Linked DNA regions of Homo sapiens: region 1 is linked to region 2. Evidence: read pairs that join two places in POLR2A ChIA-PET (ENCODE). Cell type or tissue: A673. All regions are shown on one strand. Links, peaks and the distances in the headings refer to the core of each region. The heading gives the core; the rest is flanking DNA.

Evidence for each region. Peaks named below come from ENCODE experiments on the same cell type or tissue, not always from the same donor. Only the 100,000 strongest peaks of a DNase experiment are listed, where the experiment ranks them.
Region 1: POLR2A ChIA-PET joins it to region 2 with 5 read pairs; 2 of 35 experiments call an interaction of 5 or more read pairs at or near these places.

What each region holds. Positions count from the first base shown.
Region 1 is chr19:56,761,464-56,769,361 of GRCh38, reverse strand. It overlaps ZIM2-AS1 (ZIM2 antisense RNA 1), which reads right to left and starts at 4,040. Exons shown (of 4, transcript NR_110744.1): 1 at 3,948-4,040. In A673, for the core only: no CTCF peak of the experiment used is centred there; a DNase peak (open chromatin) is centred at 4,051; H3K4me3 peaks cover 438 bases.
Region 2 is chr19:57,002,391-57,010,288 of GRCh38, reverse strand. No RefSeq gene overlaps it. Among named protein-coding and RNA genes, the nearest start is that of USP29, 110 kb to the left of the region's middle. In A673, for the core only: no CTCF peak of the experiment used is centred there; no DNase peak of the experiment used is centred there.

The DNA.
Region 1 (7,898 bases), core at 1,960-5,959, 240 kb after region 2:
TTCCTCATTGTTAATTGCCCCAACATTATTAGTAAATTATAAATTGTTATATTTTATAATGTAGGTTCTATATTTGGACCATCTACTTGCTTTTATTGGCTTGTTGCCCTGTTTTATCCTAGATCTATATTCTTCTTAATTTTTATGGCTATATTTAATGTTTTCCATCATTGTGCCTTTAAAAAGTATATGTACATGTATGCATAAATTTATGTGAAGTTATATATAAGTTTCCGTTATTCCAGATTAAAATTTATCTTTAGTAATCAAAAACCAACCTTCTGATTATTATTGCAATGAACTTATAAGTTAGGAAGGATTAACATTGTTACATTTAATCTTAACATCCAGGAATATGATACTGTGTTTTCATTCATTCAAGCTTTTGTATCAATCAGTAAAGCTTTATAGTTTTCTTATCAAAATGTCACAAGTTTTCCTTAGTTATTTCTGCATGTTTTTGCAGTTGTGAGTTTTCTTCTATAGAGTTTTTCTTATATTTCTTCTAAAAAGCCAGCATCTCAAGAATAGGGTCACTTCGGCATTGCCAAGGAATTCTGAAATTTTAGAACCAGACTAACTACATTTGGCTGCTTTATTAAAGTCACCCAGGCCGGGCGCGGTGGCTCACGCCTGTAATCCCAGCACTTTGGGAGGCCGAGGCGGGTGGATCATGAGGTCAGCAGATCGAGACCATCCTGGCTAACAAGGTGAAACCCCGTCTCTACTAAAAATACAAAAAAAATTAGCCGGGCGCGGTGGCGGGCGCCTGTAGTCCCAGCTACTCGGGAGGCTGAGGCAGGAGAATGGCGTGAACCCGGGAAGCGGAGCTTGCAGTGAGCCGAGATTGCGCCACTGCAGTCCGCAGTCCCGCCTGGGCGACAGAGCGAGACTCCGTCTCAAAAAAAAATAAATAAATAAAATTAAAAAAAATAAAAAATAAAATAAAATAAAATAAAAAAATAAAGTCACCCAAGATCATCTCTGCTGGCCCCTGTAGGATCCTCAGTTTTCAATCCTTTCTTGAAACCAGTATTTCTCAAACTTTAATGTGCAATATGGGGGAGACAGGCAATAAGCAAAATAAGGTGGTAAATGCTATGAAGAAAAATAAAACCAGGAAAGAGGGTAGAGAGTTACCATGGAAGTGGGAGGGCTAATTTAAGACAGGTTGGTCCAAAAAAGGCTCTCTGAAGAGATGGCCTTTAAGCAAAGACCATCAGATGAGAAGTCAGCCTGGGACCCTGGAGAAGAGAGTGTCCGGGCAGAGGAAACAGCATGAGCGAAGCTCTTTGGTCAGAAAATAGCTTTGTATGTTGGTGGAGGAGACAGTAGAAGGGTTGCGAGTGAGAGGGAGAGTGATAGGATCAGATGTGGGAGCAGCACCAGGACTGATTTCTCCACTGGTGCAGTTGACATTTGGTGTTGGGCAACTCCTGTGGACCATCCAGTGCATTGTAGGGTGTTTAGTAGTATCCCTGGCCTCTGTTCAGTGGATGCCAGGAGCACCCGCTTCTCCAATTGTGACAAGCAAAAATGTCATTCGACATTTTATCTGGGAGGTAAAATCATCCCGACTTGAGAAGTCTGATCTGGGGCCCTTTGTTCAGGGTTCCCTGGCAGGGAGATGAGCCCTACCTCCTGTATAGATTCATCTGACCCTCGCCCGGTGCTGCTACGTGGGAAAAAGAACAGAGAAGCTGGCACTTTTTTCTTTTTGGCCTCTGTTTATGCTATTGAAGTCAGTGAATAGAGGCTTGATAATTGCTATTTTCAGTTTGGTTTGTCCTAACTGGCTACTGTTGATAGTCTCAGGGCCCCTCCTAGACTGGAGGGCCTTTCTGGATGCTGGGAGATTCACATCGGTCACTCACACCATTACTGTGAGATGGGTAACAACACCCCATCTTACATACAGAGACACTAAGGCACAGGGAGGTGATGTGACTTGTTTAAGGCCACACAACTAGTAATGACAAAGCTGGGATTCAAAACTCCAGGTTTAGGTATCTCAATCACCCAAGTTCTGCAATTCTGCAAAGCTGTGTCCATCTACTGCTGCAAACCATGAAAGATGGCTGGATCTTTCTAACTTATACGCCACAGCTCGTGTATTTTGCAGATCATACATAGATATATTTAAATTCCTTGTCTTTTCCTCACTCCTGTTTACTGGAAAGAAGTCCCTCCTGTATGTTTGGACCAAAGAGTCAAGAAAATTACAATGCTTTTCACTGCTCCACCACAGCCTTCACAGATCTTTTCTCACTTTTGGGACTCATTCTTACATTGAGAAAAGAGATCCTTGAAAATCAGCTTTAATATTATGTGGGGGCATCCGGCTCTTAAGTTTGAAATAACTGTTGAAGAAGCCTAATTTTCCAGTTAATAAATTTTTGTTTTAAGAGCCAGGTTCTTGCTCGGTTGCCCAGGCTGGAGTGCAGTGATGTGATCACATCTCACTGCACCCTCCAGCTCCTGGGCCCAAGCAATCCTCACACTTCATCTTCTCAAGCAGCTAGGACTACAGGCAAGTGCCACCATGCCCAGCTAATTTTTTATTTATTTTTTATTTTTGTAGAGATAGGGTCTTGATATGTTGCCCAATCTGGTCTTGAACTCCAGGGTCAAGCGATCCTCCTGCTTTAGCCTCCCAAAGTGTTGGTATTACAGGGGTGAGCCACTGCATCCAACCCAGTTAATACATCTTTTGAAAAAATCATCTCTGGCGCAAACCAAGTCAGATATCAGTACATTTATCTTCCTTAACTTGCAAATGACCTCAGACTTGCCAGTCACGGAAAGAACTGCTGACCTGCACATTAGGAGCCAGGTCTAGAATTAGTCTAGGGATGGTCCTTCCATATAATCCTTATAGTTAACTCAGCAACACCCAGGAAAGCTGACTTGATCAGGCCGAGTGCCACAGAACTTTTCCTGTCTACAAAACTTTCATGTGACTCAATGCATTGAGTTGTAGATGGGTGGATATTATCTTCCTAATTTTGTGCATGCAGAAACTGAGGCTTAGCTTGGAGATAAGGAAAACCAAGAACCGGTCATGGCCTTTAGCGACATACAACACTTGAGATGCATTTAAGGGTGCTGCTTGTTCTTAATGGAAGTCACGTAGACGGCGTAACAGTTGGACCAGAGAATTCAAGTGTTGGCAGAAAGAGAACACATAGGTGTGTTTCCTTTCTTCCAAACCAGCAAGTGGCTTGTTTACTGATCATTTTAGTTACAATTAGGAAGTTTCTCATTTTTTCAGAAAGTGGGATTTTTGTGTCTAGTTTTCCTAATGCTAATTCAGGAAACTTTCTTTCTTAGAATTGTCTAATTCTTCCACAACTGTTATAGTCAGAGGGACAGAGAGAAAAAAAAACTTTCTGATTTCTCAATGCCCAAGGCCAGAGTTTTTAGGCTGTTTGAAAAGCTGACGCTGAACTTGGGTCAAATCCTATTCAGAAACAGCTAACCCAGCAAGCTTGAGACTGCAGAGCAACACACACGTAATCTCATGAACTAAATCCCTCACATTCCCACATAAACAACACCAACACGAGTCAAGCTAACACAATCATGCATGGACAGCAAAAAGCCATACACACCCAATACCATCACAGAAAGCCACCAAGTCACGCTCATGATCTACAAGCACGCGAGAGCCATTCCAGCTTGCTGGCTCGCGCACACACCACACACTCAGGCTTCCTCACTCACACACATGCACCCTCGTTGACCCCAACACACACCCTCTCGAACAAACACACCTTCAAACACATCACGCGCCCACACTTGTAGGGACATTCGCACTCGCTCACACTCTTGCTAGCTCCCTCACCTACACGGACGGACTCTCACCCTCTCACAGGTTTGCTCACGCAACACTCGCCCCCACACTTGATCACACGCACACACTTAATCACGCGTACGGACAAACTCACCTGTACACACTCGCACACAACTGCAAAGCTCCTCGCCCCTTCCACCAGCCGAGACGCTCGGATCTCCCGCTAAAACGCCACCGGAAGCGGAAATACGCTCGGGGCGCCGCGCATTCTGGGAGTTGTAGTCTGGAGACGGCGTGCAGGCGCACTACATCCCGGCACCCGGCCTGCCTTTTCCCAGGCATAAACCACCCTTCCCAAGTCCTTGTCTCAGGCTCTGCAAAGTTATGCAACACGGTGATTTCCAACAGTGATAAGGGCTCAGAAAGCAATAAAACGGGGGGATGTGCGAGAGGGGGAGGGGATGATGCCACTTAAAGAAGTGGTTAGGAGAGGTCTTTCCAAAGAGACGACGTCTAGAATGAAGCTCAGATATGCAGAGGCGGTGATGCTCAGATTTGGGGAAGGGTATTTCAGCTGACGGAAGAGCAAGTGCAGAGCCCCGAGGTAGGGAGAAGAATGGTTTGCTTGAAGAACTGAGCTAAGGCCAGCATAGCTGGGAATAAAAGCTGCAGGAGAGAGCGTGATAGAGGAGGCTGCAGAGCTGGGTGGGGTCCGATCGTGGAGGACCTGGAGGGCCGCAGCGGGAGGATGATGGGACCTGACTTATCTTTTCAGCAACACCCTGTGGCTTTCGCATAGGCAGGGTGTGGGGAGTTAAGGTGGAGGGAGGATGAGCTTTGAAAGGTAAGACTGAAGGGAGGGAATCCAGGCAGGAGGCTGTTGTGGCCAGGCCATGATGTGCTGGGTTAGCATGGTGGCCATGGGGATGGTGTGAGGGATGGGTTTGGAATAGAATAGAATACACATTGAGGATAGAATTGACAGGACTCATGGATATAATGAGAAGAGTGCTGGGAAGAGGTGAGGGAGAGAGAGAAATCAATATGCCTAGAGATTTTTGCCCTGAGTGACCAGCAGATGTCAGTGCTGCTAACTGAGGTGAAAACGGAAAAACCACAGGTATGAAGGAGACATAAAGGGCTGTATTTTGAACTGTTAACTTTGAAATACCTGCTACATATTCATTCAGTGTGACTCACAACCATTTATTCATTCACTAACCAATCATTTATTAAGCCATTATTATGTACAGATACAGTGTTTGGTCCTGGGTGAACTGTGCTGGAGCAAGCTGATGTCAGCTCACAAGAGCCAATTATAAATATTCAGGAATGTTGGAAATAAGTTGTTGAACTATTGATAGCTTGACATCAGCTGTGGTGAGAATATTTACACCATAGAAACTGTCAAATGCTATTTATAATTTTTTTTGAGAGAGCAAGTTTATCAACATACCACTGGATAATAGTATGCAAGCAGACATAATTCTAACCTTCATTCTGTTTTCATTTTTGCTTCAGAAGACATTTTAAACAAATAATTACATAATTAATTAAAATTGCAGTGTGTGTTCGCTGAGAGTATAGAAGGAGAAATGACACAGGTTGGCCAGCAGGGGTGATCAGGAAGTGACATTTCAGCTGTGATCTGAAGGCTGAGGAGCACATTTTAGCATGGAAAATCAAGATGTTTTATTGATGGAGTGTCACAATTTGATTGGCAGTGTCTTTTTCTTTCTTAATGGAATGCAAGATAGTGGAGTATCTTACAATCAATGGTGGTTTCTATTCAATAGCATGTATTAATCTGATTAGAGAAGAGGTGTCTCAACCAGGTTTGTGGAGCTCAAAGATCCCATGTAGGTGTTGCAGAAATGACTGTGCTGAGGGGTTGGGAAAACACCAAATAGACAAGGATCCCAGCCCTCTCACCCTCGTTTACACAAGAACAGCTCTGGTTTTTGTTTTTTGTTGTTCTGCTTCACATTTATTTCTTCATAAAAATACATATTTAACACCTAATATGTGTCAGGTACTACGCTATGCACAGGGGATACGGCATTGAAGAAAACAAGACCGTGCCTTCATGGATATTATATTCAGAGGAATGGGGTGGTTGGGGTAGAACAAACACACTCAATAATTTATATAATTTCATAAGGGTGGTAAATGTAATGGAGATAGTAAAACAGAATGAGGTGTTTTTCACCTCAGAGAGGAGCTCTCAGATAACTGTGGAAGTGACCAACCCTTACCTTTGCCATATTCTATTGGCTGAAGGCAAATCCCAGGTTCCTACCACACTCAAGGGGAAGGGTTTATACAAGAAAGTGACTAATTGGTGGTCACCTTTGTGTGCATCTGCCATGCCCCAGTAGTCACCAGAGACTTGATCAAGCTGGCTGGTCACCTACCCATTTTCTCTCTCTTTGGCCAATTTATGTCTCCCCTAAGGGTTATGTCTTTGATCAAAGGGTGGTCCCAGGTAGAGCAGAATTGTTCAATCCTCAGGGATATGTTGGTAGGACTGCAACGGACTCCTAAAACTTCTGAGAAATGCCTCTGTAAGGTAAGATTTTTTAAAGCCCTAGACACATATAATTCAATCTCTATCATTAAAAGAAGTAGAGGCTGGGCATGGTAGCTCATGCCTGTAATCCCAGCGCTTTGGAAGGCCTAGGTGGGAGGATCGCTTGAGCCCAGGAGTTCAAGACCAGCCTAGGCAACATAATGAGACTCCCATCTCTACAAAAAAAAAAAAAAAAAAAAAAAATTAAATGTTAGCAGGGTGTGGTGGTGCATGCCTGTAGTCCCAGCTATTTGGGAGGCTGAGGTTGGAGGATCACTTGAGCCCAGGAGGTTGAGGCTACAGTGAGCTATGATCATGCCACTGTACTCATGTCTGGGCAATAGAGCAAGACCCTATCTCAAAAAAAAAAAAAAAGAATCCTGAGTGATTCTGAAATATCAAACCTAAAAATATCAATCTAAAAATATCAAGCCTTTCTCAACCTTCTTAACTCCGGGTAAACTGCCTAACTTATCAGAATTTTATTTTGCTTATCTAAAAAATGAGGAAAATTACAACTACCTCACAGAGGTGTTTTGAATATTAGAGATAATGTACATAAAAGTGACAATGTATGTAAAGTTTTAGTGCCACTAAACATTAGTACAGGTGGCCATTGGAAGCATAATGGTAGGATTGAGTAAGAAGATAAATGGTGGCTCATCAAGAGATCAGATGTGAGGGACTGATTACAAATTAGTAAATAACATTCTCTCCTTTCATGAGTTTTATCTGGGCTCTCAGCTGGAGACAACATTTCCCAGCCTCCTTTGCGGTCAGTGTGACCATGTGGCTAAACACCAGCCAATAAGATGTTAGCAGAAGTGAAGCGTATAACTTCTGGGTCACATCTTAAAACCATGTAGCTTGCCCTCCATTTCCTCTGTCCCTCTTCCAGCAGCTGGATTGTGAATGAGGTGCTAGTGATCCAACTCCCACCATAGGAATAAGGAAACCTTCAGGGATGGTAGAGCAACGAGATAGAAGGAACCTGGCCTCAGGATGACTGTGGCATAGAGACACCCAGGGTCACCTCCAAGCACAAATGATTACACAAAAGAGAAACAAGCCTTCTGTATGACTTAGGTTGCTGTTATTTTGTTTCTGTTAAAGCAGCTGAACCAGAAATACAACAAATACAGGGTTTGCTATCAGAGAAACATTGCAGAAAGATAAAGGTACCCTTGACTTTCCCTTAGGAAGCAGCCGCGTGAAGACTACCAACCATTTCTCTGCACGTCCAATATGGCCTATTTTTCTTCTGGAATAGATGCTGCTGCTTGTGATGAAGGCTTTGGCTTGCATTTAGGACAAACACTAGATGAAAAAATGTGTACCACTAAACATTAGAACCACATTGAGCAGGATAAAACATGTCCACATGGGGAAGTGCATGGAAACCGAGGCAGGCTGAGAGGACAGTCTCCTATTGGATTCGTAGTCCAGGTCATAAATTTATTGAGTGAGCTCTTGGGTGGAATCACCCACCCTATTTAAATTATTTGCTCCTCCTCTTTCTCTCCTCCCCTGTGTACA
Region 2 (7,898 bases), core at 1,767-5,766:
GAACGCAACAGATGTATTCACATGCTGGGACATGAGTATTCTAGCAGGGGTGATACATGGGAACATAGGTAAGATTTCAGGTGGTGGCGAGTGTTATCAGGAACAATAAGTCAGATTCAAAGAGCAGGGGTGGGGTGTTTTAGATTGGGAGTCAAGGATGCCTTCTTGGAGGTGGTGATATTTGAATCTCAATGGAGGGAGGGAACAATTATGGGAATATCAAGAAGAAAAACAGTCCAGACAGAAGAATGTATGTCTTGAAAAGCCATGAGGCTGATGACTGCCCAGCCTGAGGACCATCGAGGAAGCCAGTGTGGCTACGGTGGAGAGAGCAAGGGAAAAAGTGGATAGAGATTTGTCGGAAAGTGAAGTAGGGGCCTGATCATTCAGAACAAGATGGCTGATTGCCAAACTATGGCCTGCCTGCTTTTGTACAATACAGTTGTGCTGGAACATAGACACATCCATCATTTGTGTTTTGTCTAGGACCACTTTTGTGCTATAAAGGCAGAGTTGAGTTGCTGTAACCTAGACTGCGGGGAATCCCTTTTGCCACATCAGGTGACACTCACAGATTCTGGAAACTAAGACGTGGGGGGTCATCATTCAGCTCACCACAGATGGATGAGTAGATAGGTTAATGGATGGAAGGATGGTGGGTGGAAGTATGGATAGTAGAGTAGATGGATTAATAGTAAGGTGGATGATTGTATGGAAGAGTGAATGGATAGATGTGTATACAGATTGATGGGTGGTGGGTGGATGGCTGTATGGAATGATGGGTGGGTGGATAGGTATAGGGTGGATGATTGGATGGAAGGGTGAATGGATAGATGTGTATACAGATTGATGGGTAGGTAGATGGATGTATGGAATGATGGGTGGATGGATAGGTGTAGGGTGGATGATTGGATGGAAGGGTGAATGGATGGGGGTATGTGGATGGATGGGTGGTGGGTGGATGGATAGGTGTAGGGTGGATGATTGGATGGAAGGGTGAATGGATGGGGGTATGTGGATGGATGGGTGGTGGGTGGATGGATGGGGATATGTGGATGGATGGGTGGTGGGTGGATGGGTGTATGAAGTGATGGGTGGGGGGACAGGTGTAGGGTGCATGATTGGATGGAAGCATGGATGGATGGGGGTATGTGGATGGATGGGTGGTGGGTGGATGGGTGTATGAAGTGATGGGTGGGTGGTGATAATTGGAAGAATGACAGAATTAATGCATTAGGTGGGTTGTTGCATGGGTGGCTGAATGGATGGACAGTTGGATAGTTGTGTGCATTAGATGGAAGTGTGGATACATGGATGGGTGGATGGATGGGTGGGTAGGTGGAGGGATGGTAGGGATTGAAGAGATACTTGTCTCTCTTTGTTATAGGTCAGTTTTATTTCAAACAAACTCCCTGGATTCTGGAGCTGCTCCTCTGTGTTGGCTGCCAACACCTCCCACTGGTGGGAAGTCCTATTTTGGGCATTTAAATTTCTTGGAATAGGGGTTGGTGAATGAGGAGGGTGAGCAACAGATGGGCTAATTGTGTACACACTTCAGTGACACAGAATGGTTGAGTAATGCTTTCCTTGTTATGCTCCATCTTCCCGGTGAGGTTTCTCAGGCTCTGTCCTGGGCACTGTTTTCTCCACACCCTCCCTGGGAGACCTCACGGTGACACGCTGAGAGCGATGTCTCAGCCACTGTGTTGCAGCCTCCGCCACCATCCTCCCTCACCTGACTCTAAAGTGAGGTGGAGCAATTGGGAAGATACTATCAGAACTTTTATTTCACTATGTGTTTCATTTTCAACCTTTTGTTTTTTAAGTGTGTGTGTGTGTGTGTGTGCGTGTGTGTGTGTATTTTTGAGACAGGGCCTCACTCTGTTGCCCAGGCTGGAGTGCAGTGGCAAAATCATAGCTCATTGCAGCCCCCAACTCCTAGGCTCAAGCGAGCCTCCCGCCTCAGCCTCCTGAGTAGCTGGGACTACAGGCATGTGCCACCCCACTCGGCTGAGCCCAGCTAATTTTTATTTTTGTAGAAATGGGATCTCACTTTGTAGTCTAGGCTGGTATCAAACTCCTGCTTCAAGCGATCCTCCTTCCCTGGCCTCCTAAAGTGCAGGGATTGGAGGTGTGAGACACTGTGCCCAGTATTTAAAGGTATGTTTGTGGTTTTGTAGTGTGTATAAGGTCTCCAGTCAGAAATGCCTTTCCTATCTGTTCCTGCTATTTCCCCCTCCTTTGTCAGGAGCCATTTTCTTTTTCTTTCAGTGTCTGCTGCACAACCTTAGTGACCTCCACCACCATGATTCCTGGACGATTGCAACATCCTCCTCCGTGGTCTCACTCTTGCCCCTCCCCTATAGTCCCTTTTACACACCTTAATTTCACTCCAGAGTCTGGAAATTTCCAGCATCTGAGAGTCTCTCTGCCCACTCCTCAGCAACTTACCTTCCTCATCCAATCGCATTTCCATGGTGACCACCAGAGCCTGCTTCTGAGGTCTGTACCAAGTGAGAGTGTCTGTCGGGGGACAGGTCAGAGTGATGGACATCAGAGTAGCTTAGCTGAGAAGCGAGGCAGGGATCACAGGAATCATCCACCCACCACCCATCAATCTGTATACCCATCTATCCATTCACTCTTCCATCCAATCATCCACCTTACTATTCATCCATCTACTCTACTATCCATCCTTTCACCTACCATCCTTCCATCCATTAACCTCTCTACTCATCCATCTGTGGTGGGCTGAATGATGGTCCCCCAGTGATATCCACATCTTAGTATCTAGAACCAGTGGGTGTCACCTGATGTGGCAAAAGGGATTCCCTACAGTCTAGGCTACAGCACCTCAACTCTGCCTTCATAGCGCAGGAAGGGTTCCCACCACGGTCCTCCTGTCAGTGGTTCACCATGACTTCTGTTCCCGCTTCACCCCTGGATACACTCGTTCATTCATTCAAATGATATTTATTTGCAGATGGGTTCAGACCCCTTTGCCTCTCAATTGTTGTTTGAGTCACCACCTGTGACACCCTCATCTTTCATCATCCTAAAGAGAAGTTCTGTCTTTCTCCTGCGGAGCCCTTAATGGATCCCAGTGATCTTAGAAAAAACAGCTCCTTCCTTATCACAGTTTGCGAGCAGCAGGCGCCCACAGTGTGCCCAGAGGAGGAGCCCAGGGTGGTAGCTGTGTTGGAAGGAAGGACCACACAACTTATCTTAATGTCCCAGCCCCAAGGAACTAGCACATATATCTTCAGGTTACGGAAAATAAAAAGCAATATAAATTTCCGGAGTAATAAAAGTGAAATAGTTTACAGTGCTTTATGCCATTGCATGGGATTCTTCCTGCATTGTTCTAAAGAATTTCAGTTTGAGGAACATTTGTAGGGCACAGAGGAAGTGCCCCAGCTGACAGGCACTTAGGGCGAGACACTCACTAAGTTCCAAAGGTGGGTTCAGCTGGGTGCAGCGGCTTACACCTGTAATCCCAGCACTTTGGGAAGCTGAGGTGGGTGGATCACCTGAGGTCAGGAGTTCGAGAACAGCCTGGCCAACATGGTGAAACCCTGCCTCTACTAAAATACAAAAAAAAAAAAAAAAAAAAAATAGCTGGGCATGGTGGCAGGTGCCTGTAATCCCAGCTACTTGGTAGGCTGAGGCAGGAAAATCTCTTGAACCTGAGAGGCGGAGGTTGCAGTGAGCCGAGATGGTGCCACTGCACTCCAGCCAAGGTGACAGAGCAAGACTCTCTCAAACAAAACAAAACATATATATTTAAAAATGTATATTTTAAGTGAAATATATAAATAAAAATATAAAAATATATAATTACTTTATATAGGTATTTATTTATATATTATTTCTACATACATTATATATAGACACTTCTTTTAAAAATTACTCTGATCCTCCAAATATATAGATAAATAGATAGATAGAGAGATGTCAGTAACCCCCAAACATAGATGCTAGTAAAATGTGGTTAAATTATATATACATATATATTTGTAGAGTCAGAGTAATTTTTTTTAAGAAACGCTTATTGGTGAGGGAAGTTCCTGAGTCATCACCCTCCAATAGCTGTCAGTGCTATCAAACAGTATCAAGCCATCAAGTCTCCTCACCCCCATCTTCAGGGTCCATCTGTAACGCAGCCTCTGCTGAGCACCTAGCAGCCTCCCCTCCTATCTCTCTCCCCACCACTCATTATGTGCCGCTGTGTTGTCTGGGCACCTCAGGCTTCTTCCTGACTTTGCACCTGCCCACAACTTCTTCCCCAGATCTTCCCATTACTGGGTACTTCCGACCCTTTGGGAGTGAGTGCTACCGTGCATTCGCCTCCTCCAGGAAGTCTTCCTGACCTCCTTTTGAAAGTAATATTTGCGCAGTATGGCCATTTTCACGTTATTGATTCTTCCTATTGACAAAGGGCTAATATCCAGAATCTACAAAGAACTCAAACAAATTTACAAGAAAAAAAAACCACCCCATCAAAAAGTGGGTGAAGGATATGAACAGACACTTCTCAAAAGAAGACATTTATGCAGCCAAAAGACACATGAAAAAATGCTCATCATCACTGGCCATCAGAGAAATGCAAATCAAAACCACAATGAGACACCATCTCACACCAGTTAGAATGGCGATCATTAAAAAGTCAGGAAACAACAGGTGCTGGAGAGGATGTGGAGAAATAGGAACACTTTTACACTGTTGGTGGGACTGTAAACTAGTTCAACCATTGTGGAAGTCAGTGTGGCAATTCCTCAGGGATCCAGAACTAGAAATACCATTTGACCCAGCCATCCCATTACTGGGTATATACCCAAAGGATTATAAATCATGCTGCTATAAAGACACATGCAAATGTATGTTTATTGTGGCACTATTCACAATAGCAAAGACTTGGAACCAACCCAAATGTCCAACAATGATAGACTGGATTAAGAAAATGTGGCACATATACACCATGGAATACTATGCAGCTATAAAAAATGATGAATTTATGTCCTTTGTAGGGACGTGGATGAAGCTGGAAACCATCATTCTCAGCAAACTATTGCAAGGACAAAAAACCAAACAACGCATGTTCTCACTCATAGGTGGGAATTGAACAATGAGAACACTTGGACACAGGAAGGGGAACATCACACCCTGGGGCCTGTTGTGGGGGGAGGGGGGGAGGGATAGCATTAGGAGATATACCTAATGTAAATGACGAGTTAATGGGTGCAGCACACCAACATGGCACATGTATATATATGTAACAAACCTGCACGTTGTGCACATGTACCCTAGAACTTAAAGTATAATAATAAAAAAAAGAAAGTAACATTTGCCCGTTAGTATCACCTCACTCTGTTTCTTTCTTGCACTTAGAATCTTCTGAAATTATCTTCTTCCTGGGTTGAGTTTTATGTTTATTTTCTTTTCATTCTCACAAAATGGAAGATGCAGAAAGACAGGCTCTTTGCAGTTCTGCTCACCGTTGTACCCCGATGCGTGGAGCACAGACCAGCCTACCGGAGGGCTTCCTAAATAAGCACTTACACCCGAAAGAGTAAAGAATTGGATTCCTGCAGCCAGTGGGGAGCTGGTGAATGCTGGACAGCCAACTCTGGAGGCCGGGGTGGCGTGCCCGGTGGTGTTTGCCAGCTTCCATGGTGCAAATGCCTCCCCAGCATGGGCAGCTGCAGGAGCCGGCCTGCTCGCTGGGCATGGAGGTGGGAGGAGGTCAGCAGCCCCCACATCTACTGCAGACACAATGGATGTCAATCACCCCCAAACACAGACGCTAGTAAAATGTATTTAAATAACTAGGAAAGCGTATGTTTAGGGTGTTTCCTACCTTTGTTCTTTACGTCTTTTTTTTTTTTTTTTTTTTTTTTGAGACGGAGTTTCGCTCTTGTTGCCCAGGCTGGAGTGCAATGGTGCAATCTCGGCTCACCGCAACCTCCGCCTCCCAGGTTCAAGCGATCTTCCTACCTCAGCCTCCCGAGTAGCTGGGATTACAAACATGCGCCACCACGCCCAGCTAATTTTTGTATTTTTTAGTAGAGACGGGGGTTTCTCCATTTTGGTCAGGCTGGTCTCGAACTCCCGACCTCAGGTGATCCGCCCACCTCAGCCTCCCAAAGTGCTGGGATTACAGGCGTGAGCCACCGTGCCCGGCTTACGTCATTTATTTAATTTTGAAAGTGCATGGAGTGTCCTGTTTACTAAACGATGTGCTTAAACATCTCACAAACTTCCTGCGAGTTGACGCGTTGGTTCCTGTCCTCCAGTAGAAGCTGGCTCCAGCACACCCCTGCTGACAGCACTCTACAGTTTCCATCTGAATTCTGCTGGTGAGCCCTGCCCGGGAAGGATTCAGACTCAGTCCCCCACGACACTGAATCTCAGGCCCTAGAGTAAGATGTTCGGTCAGAAATGACCCCAGTCCCTACACAGCAGAGGGTGCAGTGACCTGGGACACGTTCCCCCTGCTCTGCGGCAGTGACGGCTACCCGGGGTGGGAGAGACGGGGGTGGGCGAGGGGTGGCCTTGGCCCCAGGGGTAGCCTTGCTCCTTCATGTGTATGGCCTGAATCCTTCCTGCTGCAGCTCGCGGAAGAGTCAGGGATGGAATGCAGGGGCTGCAAGAGGAGGAGGGGAAGGAAGGACCGTCTTGAGGTTTGGGCAGCTCTGCTGAAAACAGGAGTGAAGATTTGGGTAAGCTTGATGTGCAAACACCTCTCTGACACGATGTCATAAGGAGCATGTGTTGCCACTATCCCAAGCGTTTCCACACGCACGGATTCATTTCCTTTTTCCAGCCGCCCTGTGGGGTGGGACGCGTGGCGTCATTGTCTGCATCAGAAGTGGAAAGAGACTCAGAGAAGTGAGGCGGCTCGTCTGGGGTCACGTGGGAGGAAGCAATGCGCAAGGACCCTGCGGGAAGGCTTTCCCCCCTCTTTGCACGTGGGTCTTATTATTATTAATGTTATTTTTAGTTTATGATTTGTTGTATGATTTTTAATTTCATGATATTTATTTTTTATTTTATGGTATGTGCCTATGAACACCCACCTAGGACATGTAGGGAATAGGAGGTAGCGTGTACTATCAGCATTTAAAACACTGGAAATGGGTCTAGAAGAAGGTTGGCATATTCTGCAGTCCAGCATCCTGGCTGGACGCCGAGCTCCGGAGCCACGGACCGTGGCCTCAAACTCAGCCGAGGTGTTGCCTGTGTTCCTAAGCCATCCATTTCGCCATTACCTTCTTACAATTTCTGGAAACTTCCCCGCTGGCCTCCCAGAATGCACACACAGTAACTCTAAGAATAAAACGAGCACATCCACGTGGCTCAAACAGCGGCTGGGCACTCAGTCAATGCCGAAACCACTTAGTGCTGAGGTTTTAAAGTCTTACTTTCACTAATACATTTCTATTGGCAGAGAACAAACAAGATCCCCATTCTCCTGGCATCCGTACGAGCTGGTCACAGAGCATTTTGCTTTGCAACAAAAGACGTTCTTGTTTCAGTCCAGACACACTTGGGACAGGTAATGCTTTGAAAGGTACTTATTGCTTTTTTCAACAAACGTTTATTAAGTACCTACTTGTGCCAAGCTGAAGTTTTGAGTCCCCACCCTCCAAGTCTGGTTTTGGGGACTTCCTCTTTTCATTCCTCAACCCCCTCGCCTTCCGCACCCTGCTGCGGTTTCCCTGGTGACAGCCCGAGCCCGCCTCAGTGGTCCCACCAGGTAGGTGCTCCCTAGGGGAGGACAGGGTGGACGGATGGCAGAGGAGGATTGAGAGGCCAGGCCTGCTGTGCCTCAGCCGGGGACACAGGTGCCTCTTCCGGGCACACTAAAGCACGTCCTGAGCCAAGGTCTGCAGAACTAC